2 separate regions of the Homo sapiens genome follow, and region 1 is linked to region 2. The links are chromatin contacts, found by Hi-C or POLR2A ChIA-PET in ENCODE. All regions are on one chromosome and are shown on one strand. Each heading gives the region's core, a stretch centred on a gene start or an enhancer-like site at or near the end of the contact. The rest is flanking DNA. Distances are from core to core; before and after follow the strand shown.

The links. Hi-C counts contacts between places; a loop is a spot of excess contacts on that map. ChIA-PET counts read pairs that join two places held with the same protein, here RNA polymerase II (POLR2A). Pooled maps may share reads with other maps.
Region 1: a loop to region 2 is called in a pooled map, with 9 times the contacts of the local background. The contact joins the promoter of SNAPC2 here to the promoter of PIAS4 in region 2. A Hi-C loop is called at or near these places in 1 of 50 pooled maps. POLR2A ChIA-PET finds 5 or more read pairs at or near these places in 2 of 52 experiments (HCT116 and RWPE1).

What each region holds. Positions count from the first base shown.
Region 1 is chr19:7,918,779-7,925,604 of GRCh38, forward strand. SNAPC2 (small nuclear RNA activating complex polypeptide 2) reads left to right here and starts at 1,560. Exons shown (of 5, transcript NM_003083.4): 1 at 1,560-1,771; 2 at 2,645-2,764; 3 at 2,927-2,995; 4 at 3,257-3,569; 5 at 3,667-4,472. The coding sequence starts at 1,589. The coding sequence ends at 3,986. It overlaps TGFBR3L (transforming growth factor beta receptor 3 like), which reads left to right. Exons shown (of 7, transcript NM_001419781.1): 7 at 139-319. It overlaps CTXN1 (cortexin 1), which reads right to left. Exons shown (of 2, transcript NM_206833.4): 2 at 5,713-6,780. The coding sequence starts at 6,760. The coding sequence ends at 6,512. LOC124904629 (a long non-coding RNA gene) reads left to right here and starts at 6,627. Exons shown (of 2, transcript XR_007067120.1): 1 at 6,627-6,826. RefSeq lists enhancers at 588-1,087, 2,788-3,390 and silencers at 1,610-1,839, 1,920-2,119, 6,652-6,741.
Region 2 is chr19:4,002,499-4,009,595 of GRCh38, forward strand. PIAS4 (protein inhibitor of activated STAT 4) reads left to right here and starts at 5,238. Exons shown (of 11, transcript NM_015897.4): 1 at 5,238-5,289. The coding sequence starts at 5,263. RefSeq lists enhancers at 4,264-5,155, 4,672-4,801, 5,156-6,046 and silencers at 5,002-5,301, 5,332-5,391.

The DNA of each region.
Region 1 (6,826 bases), core at 310-2,809, 3.9 Mb after region 2:
AGGAGAACTCAGCATTCGGACCCGGCTCCCACTCTCACCCCGGCATGCAGACCGATGGAAGAGGCTAGTGGTCTGCTGGGAAGGGAGGTGGCCCGCGTAGCGTCCCCTCCCTCGCTGAGCCTCAGCCACCCCTCCCAGGGATGGTGCGCCCCCAACATGGTCCGGAGATACACCCAGCTACCAATTCGGGACCAGGACCAACAGGACCGGACCCGCCTCCCTGGACCTCGGACCTGATGAGGCCACGACCCCTGCGCTTCTCTCCTCCCCCTGTCCCTCCCACCTGTGCTCAAAATAAACCTCTGGACTGACCGGCTAAGTTCTGGTGCAGTCAGTGAGCGCGCAACGTGCGGGGTGGGGGATAGGTGGGGAGGCTTGGGGAGAAAGCTGGGAGCAGGACTTGGGGGGTATTCCTGAGAAATCGTGACTTACAGGGGTGGAGCCTGGGGACGGGGCCCATATGCCCATATACCCGTGTGCACTCCCAGGCCATGGGAGACTGTAGGGCGTTTTGTCTCAAACAGAAAGCGACACCCGGCCGGGCGCGGTGGCTCCCGCCTGTAATCCCAGCACATTGGGAGGCCGAGGTGGGTGGATCACTTGAGGTCAGGAGTTCCAGACCAGCGTGGCCGACATGGTGAAACCCCGTCCCTACTAAAAAAAGTAACAAAAAAAGAATTAGCAGGGCGTAGTGGCGCGTGCTTATAATCCCAGCTGCTGGGGAGGCTGAGGCAGGAGAATCGCTTGAACCCAGGAGGCAGAGGTTGCAGTGAGCCGAGATCGCGCCATTGCACTGCAGCCTGGGCAACAAGAGCAAAAATCTGTCTAAAAAAAAAAAAAAAGCGGCACCCAACCCCACAAGCGTAAGTTTAAAATAAACCTTCCCCCTCCCTCCTCTCCTTACCCGGACACCTGCCCATCTGCCTCCTGCGATCTTTCTCAAGCCAGGCCTTCTCCGCTCTCCATTACCCCCGCCCGGACCCTGCCCTAGCTCCGCTTCGACCTTCTGCCTCTGCTCCAGTTCCCTCCTGGTCTGGACTTCGCCCTCCTCTTAGATTGTCAGTCTAGTCTAGAGCTCCTTAAATCCCTCCTGCCCGAGCTCCACTCTACCTTACACAGACAAGAGTGGGACTATCAGCCCCAGTCTACAGAGGAGGAAACTGAGGCTCGGCAAGGCTAAATCACTTGCCCAAAGTCCCCAGGCCTGTCTGACCCCAGAGCCCAGGCTCTTGACCGACTGGATCTTCGGACTTGACCTTTCGGCCAGAACCCACCCCTCTGCGAGAAGCAAAGCACACAGTAGTAGCTTCATGAGTTAGTCCAGCAACAGAGGGAGGGCATGGGATCCAAGGTGTCGTCTCCACTTCATGAATGAGATAAAGTGCAGGCTGAGGGTCTCCTTCGCCCCGCCCCAGTTCCGGTGCCGATCTCCCCTTCACTTCCATTGGGGCGGTTCCCCGGGCCTCCAAACGCGAAGCCACGCCCCCACGCGCGTCCGCCTCCGCGCGGTTCTTTCTGACCTCGGCGGCCCCCGTAGCTCCGCCCATCGGAGAAGCGACCTTACAGCGCCTGCCTCTTTCTGAGCGGCATGAAGCCACCTCCCAGGCGGCGAGCGGCCCCGGCGCGCTATCTGGGCGAGGTGACCGGTCCCGCGACCTGGAGCGCTCGCGAGAAGCGGCAGCTAGTGCGACTCCTGCAGGCGCGGCAGGGCCAGCCGGAGCCGGACGCCACCGAGCTGGCCCGGGAGCTGCGGGGCCGGAGCGAGGCTGAGGTGAGATGCGGTTCTCGGGACCGGAGCCAGGCTGGAGGCGGGGCTGGGGTGGGGCGGAGAGTGGGCGGGGCTGCGGCAGGAGCCAGCGGGGCGGGGCCAGGAATGTAAGCGAGCGGGGGCGTGGCGTGGGGCTGAGTGGCGGGGCGTTAGTGGGTGAGCCTGGGCGGGGTGAGGGGCGGGGCGTGGACGGGAAGAGAAGACCTAGGGGCGGGGCGAGCTTGGGAGCTAGACGTGGGCGGGGCATAAGTGAAGCGGAGGGGCGGGGCGATGCCGGGGGCGGGGCGTGCGTGCCGCTGAGGTTTGGAGAGTGGGTGGGTGAGTTTGAGGGGCAGGACGAGCCTGGGGGCGGGGCGTGGGCGGGTTAATAGCAAGACTTAAGGGCGGGGCCGTTTTGGGAGTAAGGCGTGGGAGGGGCGTGGGCGGGATGAGGGCAAGCTTTAAAGGCGGGGCGAGCCTCGGGGTAATGCGTGGGTGAGGCGAGGGCTAAACGGGCGGAATGAACTGGGAGTAAGATGCTGCCGAGTCCGGGCGAAAAGCAACGCATGCTGTTGGACAGGATACGAGCTTGAAGTGAGAGGGAATAGAGAAGAGGGGACGAAGAAGGGAGTTGAACGGGGTAGTAGTCAGCATAGGGTTGGGCCCTGGCTGCGTGAAGGAGCCGGAACTGGCCTGGGCCTTACAACTTCCTTAGGTAGCTGGTCACGCTCTGGGTGGGGTAGGGGCCTTGGCAGTCACTGGGACTCCTAACACCGGGCCAGCAGGAGACTAAGGCGCAGTAGCGGGGCCCAGAGCATACAAGGGATTGGGCTTTGGCTTCTCTGCTGCAGCCCTGAGCTCATAGAAGCCTCATTCCGCCGCCTCTTTCCTTTCTAGATCCGGGTCTTCCTCCAGCAGCTCAAGGGCCGCGTAGCCCGGGAGGCCATTCAGAAAGTGCATCCGGGTGGCCTTCAGGGACCAAGGCGCCGGGAGGCACAGCCCCCAGCCCCCATAGAGGTGAGGCAGATGAACAGGGTGAGGCTGTCCAGGGCAGGTCCCTGGTGGGTAGGTGGGAGTTGCGGGGGATAACCTGATTAGGGGATCCCCAGGAGGAGCAGGGCTTGGGGGGCCATTGCAGGCTGATCCCTGGGCTGACCCTGTACCTCTGGCTTCACTCAGGTCTGGACGGATCTGGCTGAGAAGATAACAGGGCCACTGGAAGAAGCCCTGGCAGTGGCTTTCTCGCAGGTACCGCCATTCCCCCAGGCAGGTCAGGGTGTCCCAGAGGACAGGGTCACATGGGCCAAATCATGTGAACCTGGGTCCTGGGCCCTTTTGCCAGCTCTGTGGACTCCGTCAGTCACTGGACACCTCGAGCCTCAGTGTCCCTGGCTCTGAGGCCATCTCTTGTCTGAGGAGCATCTTAGGGTGGCAGGGAGGATGGGGGAATGTGTAGACGGTGAGAAGACTTCCCAGCTCCTCTTCCTCCCTGATTGTTCTGCCTGCCAGGTGCTCACCATCGCGGCCACGGAACCGGTCACCCTCCTGCACTCCAAGCCCCCCAAGCCCACGCAGGCCCGTGGAAAGCCTTTGCTCCTGAGCGCCCCTGGAGGACAGGAAGACCCCGCCCCTGAAATACCTAGCTCTGCCCCTGCTGCACCTAGCTCCGCACCCAGGACTCCTGACCCTGCCCCTGAGAAACCTTCTGAGTCGTCGGCTGGTCCCTCCACTGAAGAAGACTTTGCTGTGGACTTTGAGAAGATCTACAAGTACTTGTCCTCTGTCTCCCGAAGTGGCCGCAGCCCCGAGCTCTCAGCAGCTGGTGAGAAGGGTGAGGGAGGGGGCAGGAGCAGAGGGATCAAGGGTCCCTGGCAGCAGGCAGGGGTGTCCCCTTACCCCTCTCCTCCATCCATCACTAGAGTCCGCTGTGGTCCTCGACCTGCTCATGTCACTTCCAGAGGAGCTGCCACTCCTGCCCTGCACAGCCCTGGTTGAGCATATGACGGAGACGTACCTACGCCTGACAGCCCCCCAGCCCATTCCCGCTGGAGGGAGCCTGGGGCCTGCAGCAGAAGGGGATGGGGCTGGCTCCAAGGCACCAGAGGAGACCCCCCCAGCCACCGAGAAGGCCGAGCACAGCGAACTGAAATCGCCTTGGCAAGCAGCTGGGATCTGTCCCCTGAACCCGTTCCTGGTGCCCCTGGAGCTTCTGGGTCGGGCAGCCACCCCTGCCAGGTGAGGGGCATGGCGGGCAGGAGGCCACACCAGGCCCCCCGCCCTGCCCCTCGGTTCTGCTCGGCTGGCCCTGGCTCTTTCTGAGGATCCCGTCATGGGGGAAGGTCCTTGAGATGATGCTCAGCTGTGGGGCGGGCCTCTAAGATGCCCCATACTTTGGGGGTCTCAGAAATGGAACCCCCGTTGTACAGGGGTTGGGTGGGGGTTGCAGGACTCCACTCACAAGCCTCCTGATGTCAAGGACAGGCGGACAGGGCTGGCCTCCCCCAGTCCCCAAGCCCCACTGTGCCTTGTTGTCTGCTGGGGGGCCATAGCTGGCACTGCCCACCGTAAAGGCCCTCGCACATTTTCCCCCTTCCTGTACACCTCGGGGCCAGCATCCTCACCTTCTTCAACTGACCAGTCGTGGTTACTCCCTGCTGCCAGGTCCTTCCCCTTCCCGGGGGTATTCTGTGACCATGAATAAAGTTATCATTCTCTTTCTCTTTCACCTGTGACTTAAAGATGGAAGTGGGGGCCCTGAAGTGTCAGAGCTTGGGGGTCACAGGGCTGGGGGTGTGTGCCAGGGAGGAGAGCTGCCACCTGACTGGTGTGATGAGGCCTGGGGTGAGGAGCCCCTTGGTGACTGTGAAGCTGACAAGTGTGGATGGGGAGAGCCGGCAGGGCACCTTGGGGACAGGCGTCAGGGATGGGTTTCAGAGTAGGGCAAAATCACATCGCACAGGTGGAGGGGAGAAGGCAGCAGAGAGTGGGGGTGACCCGGTGGAAGGAGTTGAGCCCCAGGCTGGGCGGTTAGAGGAAGATAGATAGGGGTGGGCTGCCCCGAGTGGCAGGAGGCTAGTGGGAGTGGAGTGTCCCCTGGGGTGGCTTTGGGACCTCAAGGATCCCTAGAAGGCGGGGAGGGAGGGGTACTGGAGTCAGGGCTGACCCCAAACCCCTGGGGGTGCTGGGACCCCGCTTGAGGCCCCCTCCATCAGCTTCACCTGCCCTGTGGGTGTGGACCGAGGGTCGGGTCCTAGAGAGGGAAGCAGATGTCCTCCCACGGCACCGCGTCCCACGCCCAGCTAGTAATCCAAGTCGGTAAATTCTCCGTTCTCGGAGCCTGTGCATTCACCCAGCCTGCCTTTTATAGAAACGCTCATTCCTCCCCCCACACACTGCACACGGCTCCCCTGGGGTGCACATCTCTTGGGAGGGCCTTGGAGCACAGCCAGCCCACTCCGTCCGTGGTCACCGCCCCACCGCACCAGACCCACAAACGCTGCCAATGGTGGTGGGCAGGGGGAGGAGGCTTAGGCTGCAGGTACGGTCGGTCGTCGGAGCCTCCCTCCAGGGCTGGCAGAGGGTGCGCCTCCCAGTTCCCCACAGGGCTGAGTCTCTCTCACCACCCCCGGCGCCTCCCCAGATCAACAGAATTGTGTGTGGAGGGGAGGCAGCTGGGGGTTACACATCAGCCCCCCCCCCCAAAGCCGGTGAAAGGTGCTTGTGATCTTGGTGTCTTTGCAGCCCTGGGAAGCTTTAAAAACATGCAAAAGCCAGACCTGGGTTCCACTTCCAGCCCTACCAGACTCTAGCCATGTGACTGTGGGCAAGTCAGTCACTGGAGCTGCCTGGCCCTCGGTCTCCTGGCCTGTAGAATAGGGATGCTAACAGGGCCTGGCTCATTCTCACGATCCCGAAGAGGAGACAGGCTATAAACAGGAGGTGCCAACTCAGCACGCTACTTGGCATGCAGTAAGCGCTCAATAATAGCTTTTATTATCATGTTCGGCTCAGAGGCAGGGAGGAGTGGAACGGCATGGGAGGGCTGCGGGAGGCACGGCAGGGGGGTCAGGGGCAAGTGGCAGGAGGGCGGATGGGGGGCAGCGGTGGGCACCGGGGCAGGGCGCGCTGACCTGTCCTGGGGCCCGGGTTGGGGGCAGAAATGAGCCTGCCCACGCTGTCCCGCCACGGCAGGCGCCACGCATCCTCGACACAGCCGCCATGGCAGGCCTTCGGGCTCCGTCTCCGGGACAGGCGGTGCAGGGCAAATTGGTATGCAGCGTCCGCCCCGTGGGCCCGGGAGAGCCTGCCCCGCAGGGACCAGAGCCCAAGGACGGGCTCAACACTCAGTCAAGGTGGGGTTGACGACGGCCAGACAACAGGGGAGGGAGGAGGGACAAGGGGGTCCCCACTTCCAGGGACGCACAATAGCAGAGCCACTTACACGCTGGGGAGGGGGCGGTGCGGGGGTCCTCCTCCCGCCCGGGATTCAGAGTCGGGGGTGGGGGCCAGCCGGGCGGGTGAGATGCGCAGAGAGGAAGGGACAGGGCGGATAAAGGCACGAGGTGGGGCTCCGGCCAGGCCAGGAAGGGACATGGGAGGGGTCTCGAGGGGGAGGGGCTGGGCTTCTCCCAACTCCCTCCCCCTCTCCCCCGGGCTGGGGGCTCCGGGGCGGGATCCTGAGCGCAGTCCTGGCCCCGCGGCGCCCCCCGCCGGGCCGGCCCTCTGAGACCCCGGCGCAGGGCCGGCTAGGGGGCGCCGCGCCCCTCACACCAACGCGTAGTCGAACTGCCCGCGCTCGAGCGCCTCCTTGTGGTCGGTCCAGGACGAGGCGGGCATGCGGCTGTAGGGGTCGAGCAGGATGCGCACGCAGCGCACCATCAACAGCACCAGCACCACGAGCAGGCAGAGCACGAAGGCGAACACCGTGCGCTGCTCCGCGTCCAGGCCCGCGCCCACCGGGGGCCCCGTCGACGGCGGCAGGGGCTCCGGCGACAGCGTCCACGTCGCGCTCATGGCTCACATCGCCGCGCGCCCTGCGGAGGAGGGGACCCGCCCCGGGCGCCGGGGATGAGGCTGCGC
Region 2 (7,097 bases), core at 3,988-6,487:
AAAATACAAAAATTAGCCGGGTGTGGTAGCACGCGGCTGTAGTCTCAGTTAGTTGGGAGGCTGAGGCAGAAGAATTGCTGGAACCAAGGAGACGGAGGTTGCAGTGAGCCGAGATCACGCCATTGCACTGCAGCCTGGGTGACAGAGCCAGACTCCATCTCAAAAAAATAATAATAATTTTTTTGTAGAGATGGGGATCTCGTGTTATTTTGCCCTGGCTGGTCTCAAACTCTTGGGCTTAAGCAATCCTCCTGCCTCAGCCTCCTAAAGGGCTGGGATTATAGGCTTGAAGCAGGCACCCAGCCCAAAACATATTTTAAAACACAGACACAGTACCATGATTACACAGAACCTTCAAACCACAAGGGTTGCAGGAATCTACAAGTGAGACAAAATTTCTCTCAACTGCCAAGCACGCTGTCTCATGCCTGTAATCTCAGCACTTTTGGGAGATTGAGGCAGGTGGATCATTTAAGGTCAGGAGTTCAAGACCAGCCTGGGCAACATGGCGACACCCCGTCTCTACTAAAAATACCAAAATTAGCTGAGTGTGGTGGCGCCCGCCTGTAATCGCAGCTACTCAGGAGGCTGAGGCACGAGAATTGCTTGAACCTGGGAAGCGGAGGTTGTAGTGAGCTGAGATCGCGCCACTGCACTCCAAACTCGGCAATAGAGACTCTGTCTCAAAAAATAATAATAATAAATAATAGAACCAAACACACACAGAGGAAGGTACATGTAAAAACGGGTGCAATCGAAATAATGTCTGCACTCGAGTTGATTCCATTATACTAACATCAACGCCCAGGTTTTGACAACATAACATGGCTATGTAAAACTTTTTTTGAATCTTTTTTTTTTTTTTTTTTTTGAGATGGAGTCTCGCTCTGTCACCCAGGCTGGAGTGCAATGGCGCAATCTCAGTTAACTGCAACCTCCGCCTCCTGGGTTCAAGCTTTTTGTTTGTTTGTTTGTTTTACATGGAGCGTTGCTCTTGTTGTCTGGGCTGGAGTGTGATGGCACAATCTCGGCTCATTGCAACCTCTGTCTCCTGGGGTCAAGCGATTCTCCTGCCTCAGCCTCCTGAGTAGCTGAGCTTACAGGCTCCCGCCACCATGCCCAGCTAATTTTTGTATTTTTAGTAGAGACAGGAGTTTCACCATGTTGGCCAGGCTGGTCTCAAACTCCTGACCTCAGTTGACCCGCCCGCCTTGGCCTCCCAAAGTGCAGGGATTACAGGTGTGAGCCATGGAGCCCAGCCAGTTATAAAAATACTATCACTGGGGAAAGCTGGGAGAAAGGTGCACAAATCTCTCTGTACTATTTTTGCAACTTCTTGTGAATCTGAATCTTCACCAAAACAAATACAAATTATACTTAAAAACAAAACCTGGCCAGGTGTGGTGGCTCACACCTGTAATCCCAGCACTTTGGGAGGCTGAGGCTGGCAGATCCCTTAAGGTCAGGAGTTCGAGACCAGCCTGGCCAACACGGTCAAACCTCGTCTCTACTAAAAATACCAAAAATTAGCCGGTGTGATGATGTGCACCTGTAGTCCCCACTGCCCGGGAGGCTGAGGCAGGAGAATCACTTGATCCTGATAGGTGGAGGTTGAAGTGAGCCAAGATCCCACCACTGCACTCCAGCCTGAGTGACAGAGAGAGACCCTGTCTCAAGAAAATTAATAAATTAAATAAAATTACAAAAATGAGCCAGGTATGGTGGCACACACCTGTAATCCCAGCTATTCGGGAGGCTGAAGCACAAGAATCAGTTGAACCTGAGAGGCCGAGGTTGCGGTGAGTCGAGATTGGCACCACCACACTCCAGCCTGGGTGACAGAGCAAGACCCTGTCTAAAACAAAACAAAACAAAACAAAAACAAAAAAACCCAATCCCCCGCAGAATCAGCAGGGCCGGAATGAAGGTAAGACTCATACGTGCAATGGCAGAGCTGGGGTTTTGCTGTCAATGGACAACATTTCAACAAATCTAAGGACCTTAACCGGCTTCATTGCAATTTGCTACACTTCATTCCATAAAATAGGATAACTGTTCCAATCAGTTGGGCAGAGGAGGTTGGCTCTACAGGAAGAGAGGGGTTGTAGAGAGCAAAATCAAAGAACAGGCTGGGCGGGGTGGCTCATGTCTGTAATCCCAGCACTTTGGGAGGATCCCCGAACTCGGAAGTTTGAGAGCAGCCTGGGCAACTTGGCAAAACCCCATCTCGACAAAAAATACAAGAATTAGCCAGGCGTGGTGGTGTGCACCTGTAGTCCCAGCTACTCAGGAGGCTGAGGTGGGAAGATCACCTGAGCCCGGGCGGTTGAGGCTGTAGTGAGCCATGACTGAGCCACTGCACAACAACCTGGGAGACAGAAACCTATCTCAAAACCAACAGCAACAACAACAACAAAAACCCAACAGCAAAGAATGTGTTAACTCATTAGTGTTACCATCAGGTTGTTTCAGGCTAGTTTTTTTTTTTTTTTTTTTTTTTGAGACGGAGTCTCCCTCTGTCGCCTAGGCTGGAGTGCAGTGGCGCGATCTCGGCTCACTGCAAGCTCCGACTTCCGTGTTCATGCCATTCTCCTGCCTCAGCCTCCCAAGTAGCTGGGACTAGAGGCGCCCGCCACCAAGCCCGGCTAATTTTTTGTATTTTTAGTAGAGACGGGGTTTCACCGTGTTAGCCAGGGTGGTCTCGATCTCCTGACCTCGTGATCCACCCGCCCTGGCCTCCCAAAGTGCTGGGATTACAGGCGTGAGCCACCACACCCGGCCAGGCTAGTTTTTTTGTGTAAGGATTAAAGAAATTAAGCAGAGGGAATTTTAGGACATTGGCCACTGAAGGCTGAAACTGGCCTGTTTGGAAAATTGGTTGGCCGGATCATCTAAGGTCAGTAGTTCTCGACTAGTCTGGCCAACATGGCGAAACCCCGTCTCTACTAAAAATACAAAAAAATTAGCCGGGTGTGGTGGCGGGCACCTGTAATTCCAGCTACTCAGGAGGCTGAGGCAGGAGAATCGCTTGAACCTGGAAGGCAGAGGTTGCAGTGAGCCGAGATTGCGCCATTGCATTCCAGCCTAGGCGACAAATGTGAGACTCCTCCTGGAAAGAAAGGGAGAGAGAGAGAGAGAGAGAGAGAGAAAGAAAGAGAGAAAATAAAATAAAAGAGAAAATGGGCTGATAGGGCTCCCTCCTGGTTTTCCCAAAGGTCAGATAACAACTTAGCTTCGTCATTGTGACTTAGAATCTGAGTGTGACTAGCTGCATTTTGTTTATTCCTGTGTCTTGGTGCCTAGCACAAGAGTTTAGTCTAAAACAACCGCCTCCTATAATTTTGTCGCCCAGGCTGGAGTGTAGTGGCATGATCAAAGCTCACTGCAGCCTCCAACTCCTGGGCTCAAGCGATCCTCCTGCCTCAGCCTCCTAAGTAGCTGGGACCACAGGCGCACACTCCTACGTCTGGCTCTTTACTTAAAATTTTGGTATTTCAGGCCGGGTGCGGTGGCTAACACCCATGATCCCAGCACTTTGCGAGGCCGAGGCCGGTGGATCACCTGAGGTCAGGAGTTCATAGACCAACCTGACCAACACAGTGAAACTCCATCTCTACTAAAAATACAAAAATCAGCTGAGCGTGGTGGTGCCCACCTGTAGTCCCAGCTACTCGGGAGGCTGAGGCAGGAGAATCACTTGAACCCGGGAGGCAGAGGATGCACTGAGCCGAAATTGCGCCACTGCACTCCAGCCTGGCGCCACTGCACTCCAGCCTGGTGACAAAGCAAGACTCCGTCTAAAAAAAAAAAAATTAGCTGGGTATGGTGGTGCATACCTGTAATCCCAGCTACTCGGGAGGCTGAGGCAGGGGAATCGCTTGAACCCAGGAGGCAGAGGTTGCAGTGAGTGGAGATCGCTCCATTGCACTCCAGCCTGGGCAACACAGCAAGGCTCTCAAAAAAAAAAAAAAAAAAGGCTGGGCATGATGGCTCATGCCTGTAATCCTAGTACTTTGGGAGGTTGAAGCGGGCAGATCACTTGAGGTCAGGGGTTGCAGAAAAGCCTGGCCAAAAAAAAAATTAGCTGGGCGTGGTGGCAGTCGCCTGTAATCCCACCTACTTGGGAGGCTGAGGCAGGAGAATCCCTTGAACCCGGGAGATGGAGGTTGCAGTGAGCTGAGATCGCGCCATTGCACTCCAGCCTGGGCAACAAGAGTAAAACTCCGTCTCGAAAATAAATAAATAAATAACAATTTGGTATTTCATCCATCATGGACTCTTTTGCACTGATTTTTTTATGTTTAAAGTGTTGGACTAGCCAGGTGTGGTGACTCGCGCCTGTAATCCCAGCACTGTGGGAGGCCCAGACAGAAGGATCATTTAAGCCCAGACATTCGAGACCACCCTGGATAACATAATGAGATCCTCGTCTCTACAAAAATAAAAATAAAAAATAAATTGCACTAAAATACTTGATTATTGAAGTTTGAAATCCACTTCTACGGGCACGAAGCCACTTAGCTCCAAAGCCAAGGAGCGCTTTGGAGAAGAGGTCCCAACTGGTGCAGATCCAAGGTTTCCCATGGGTGGGGAGGCAGGATGGGGGGGGCGCCTGCAAAGAGGTGAGGGCTGTACGATCTCCAAGGAATTTGGGAGCAGGGGTCCCGCTTTTCTCCGCCGGGCGCCCCCAGCCAGCTGGTTGCCGAGCCCACGCCCCATCTGCACACCAGGACCCGGATGTGCAGCGCGCGGGGTGTCTGGGCCCGTGGAGCCTGCACCGCGCTGCGCTGCAAGGCGCCTCACTGTACGCACTGGCGGCCGTTGCGGCGGAGCAACCATCCCCTGCCCGACGCCGCCGGGAGTCTGGAGACGCACCTGGCGGCCGCCGCGCGCAGGAAGCCACGGCACCTAGCTGCATTGTTGTCGCTGCCACCGCCCCCTCTCGCCTTCCCTCCCTAGAGGAAACCGAGCACCCGTCCCCACCTGCGCAGGGCTAGTACCACTTTAAGGAGTCAGGCGCCGCCGGGGTAGGCGTGGTCGCCGCGAGCGGGGGGGGGGGCGCTGGTGTAGGACGGACCTGATTGGCCGGAGGCCCGGGCGGTGGCCGCGCGCGCCTGCGCAGGAGGCAGCAGCGCGCACCGGCGGCGGGAGGAGCGCGCGCGGGTGCTAATTGGCCCGGGCGGCGGCCCCGCCCGCGAGTGGTGAGCGGTCACGTGACGCGACGGCTGGGGGCTCCCGGCGCGGGGGACGCTGGTGACCAAGATGGCGGCGGAGCTGGTGGAGGCCAAAGTGAGTGAGCGGTGGCGGCGCCGGCCGGGGCAAGTGGGCGAGAGGGCGGGGGCCGGGCCGCAGGTCGAGGTCTGCGCCTTCTGTCCGGGGCCCCACAGCGCGGCCGGCCCGCGGCTCGCCGTCCCGGCCCCCAGACCCCGACCCCCGGTCTCAGGGTGAGGGCGGGGGGCGGGGAGGCCGGGGGCGGGGCCCTCCTGCCTCACCCAGGTCTTCGCGCCGGGGGTCGCTCCCCCGGCTTCAGGCAGGGTCCCCCCACCCAGCCCGAGCCCTTAGGGTCCCGGTCCCTGAGCGCCAGGCCAGGGCCGCGCCTCCCGGTTGAGGCACCGTCCCGCCGGGATGCGGGACGTGTTGAGCTACTCGTTGCCCTCTTGGTTCCGAGCCGGGGTCCTTGCTTTTTGGCTGGTGTGTTGGGGGGAGTGTCTGCGCCTCCCCGCCCACAGGGCTCCCAGGACTGCTATCTGGGTCTCGTCCCCGCCCAACAGGCCAGGCTGGGGTTTGCGAGTCTCCTGCTCGGAAGGGTCCCCCGAGTCCTGGATAGTGTCCTGCCACCGTCCAGGTGGAGGAGTCAGGGCCCTGAGACCACCCCCAAGACACGGCACGTCCTCTTGGGGTCTGGAGTTCAGGCTCGGTCTTGAGCCCCTCTTCAGCTCCTGCATTGGTCCCAGAACCCCGCCCCCTTCCCGACACCGTCTCTCACACGCCGGAGTGGGCGCTTGGGGGAAGGCTGGGCCCTCCCTTTCCCTCCCCATAGGATGGAGTTCGGACCACTCTTCTTGGTCACAGACCTTCTTTATTCTCCTTTTTTTAATCTTAAATCCTGGACTGTGCTTTGGTCCTACCTCGTTCCTCTCGGGACAGAATCTGAGGCTACTGATTCTGCTTCAGGGGGCTCTAAACCTCACCTGTGCAGCATCAGATACTGTCCTCAAACCTTGGCTGCTTCTCCTATTTTCTGCTCTTGAGCGAGTCTACTTCTTAGGTCAGACACCCACCCTCCCCCTACACAGCCCCCAGAACTTTTATGCACCCCAACTTTGGTTTCTAAGGTCCCCTCTCTTTCTGCCTATTCTCTTTTGTTGATCTCTGGAGGGTCCCCACTGGGTCCAAGGCTGGCCTCTTTAGAACAACTGTTGCTGCTGCTCTATTATACTTTGGGTCCTGTCCAGGTCCCATGTCCCATAGATACCATCTCCTAGCTTGGAACCACTTTTAATCATCCTGGGATTGAGCTCAGAGTATCCCCATTCCAGGGGATGTACCTTCTTGTAGGTGCCTACCTAGAGCTGAGGGTCTAAAACCCTTAGAAGTGCCCGCAAGGCCACGGCTTCCGGGGAGGTTAGGGGACCTCTCCCTCCCCCATCCCCTTTCACATCTTCCCTCCCCACGGTCCTGACCTGTACGTATCTTCTTCTCGGTCCTCTCACATTACCCCCTGGGATCTGAAAACACAGCACTCAGGGCTCTGTGATTATAGCATATACCTCTCTTCGCCTCCCAACCCTACACCCCTGCGCACACTTCTGCTCCTCTCTAGAGTTTTGAAAAGTGGAGACTCGCCCTGGAGATGTGGAGGCCTGAACTCTGTAAACCCAAAGTGGCAGGCTCTGGGCTTGAAGTGTCCTGGAGTCCTGAAATGTAACCTCCCGTTTCGGGGCTTGGAGCTGTGACCCTGGACCCCAACCCCCACCCTGGCTGAGGGCAGGGTCTGCACTCTTTTGTACCATCCAGGCCTTGAAATATGATCTGATGAACTTTCCTTAACCCTCTGGTGGCTGGGCCCCCCCCCACCCCAATTAAATCAAGTTGAC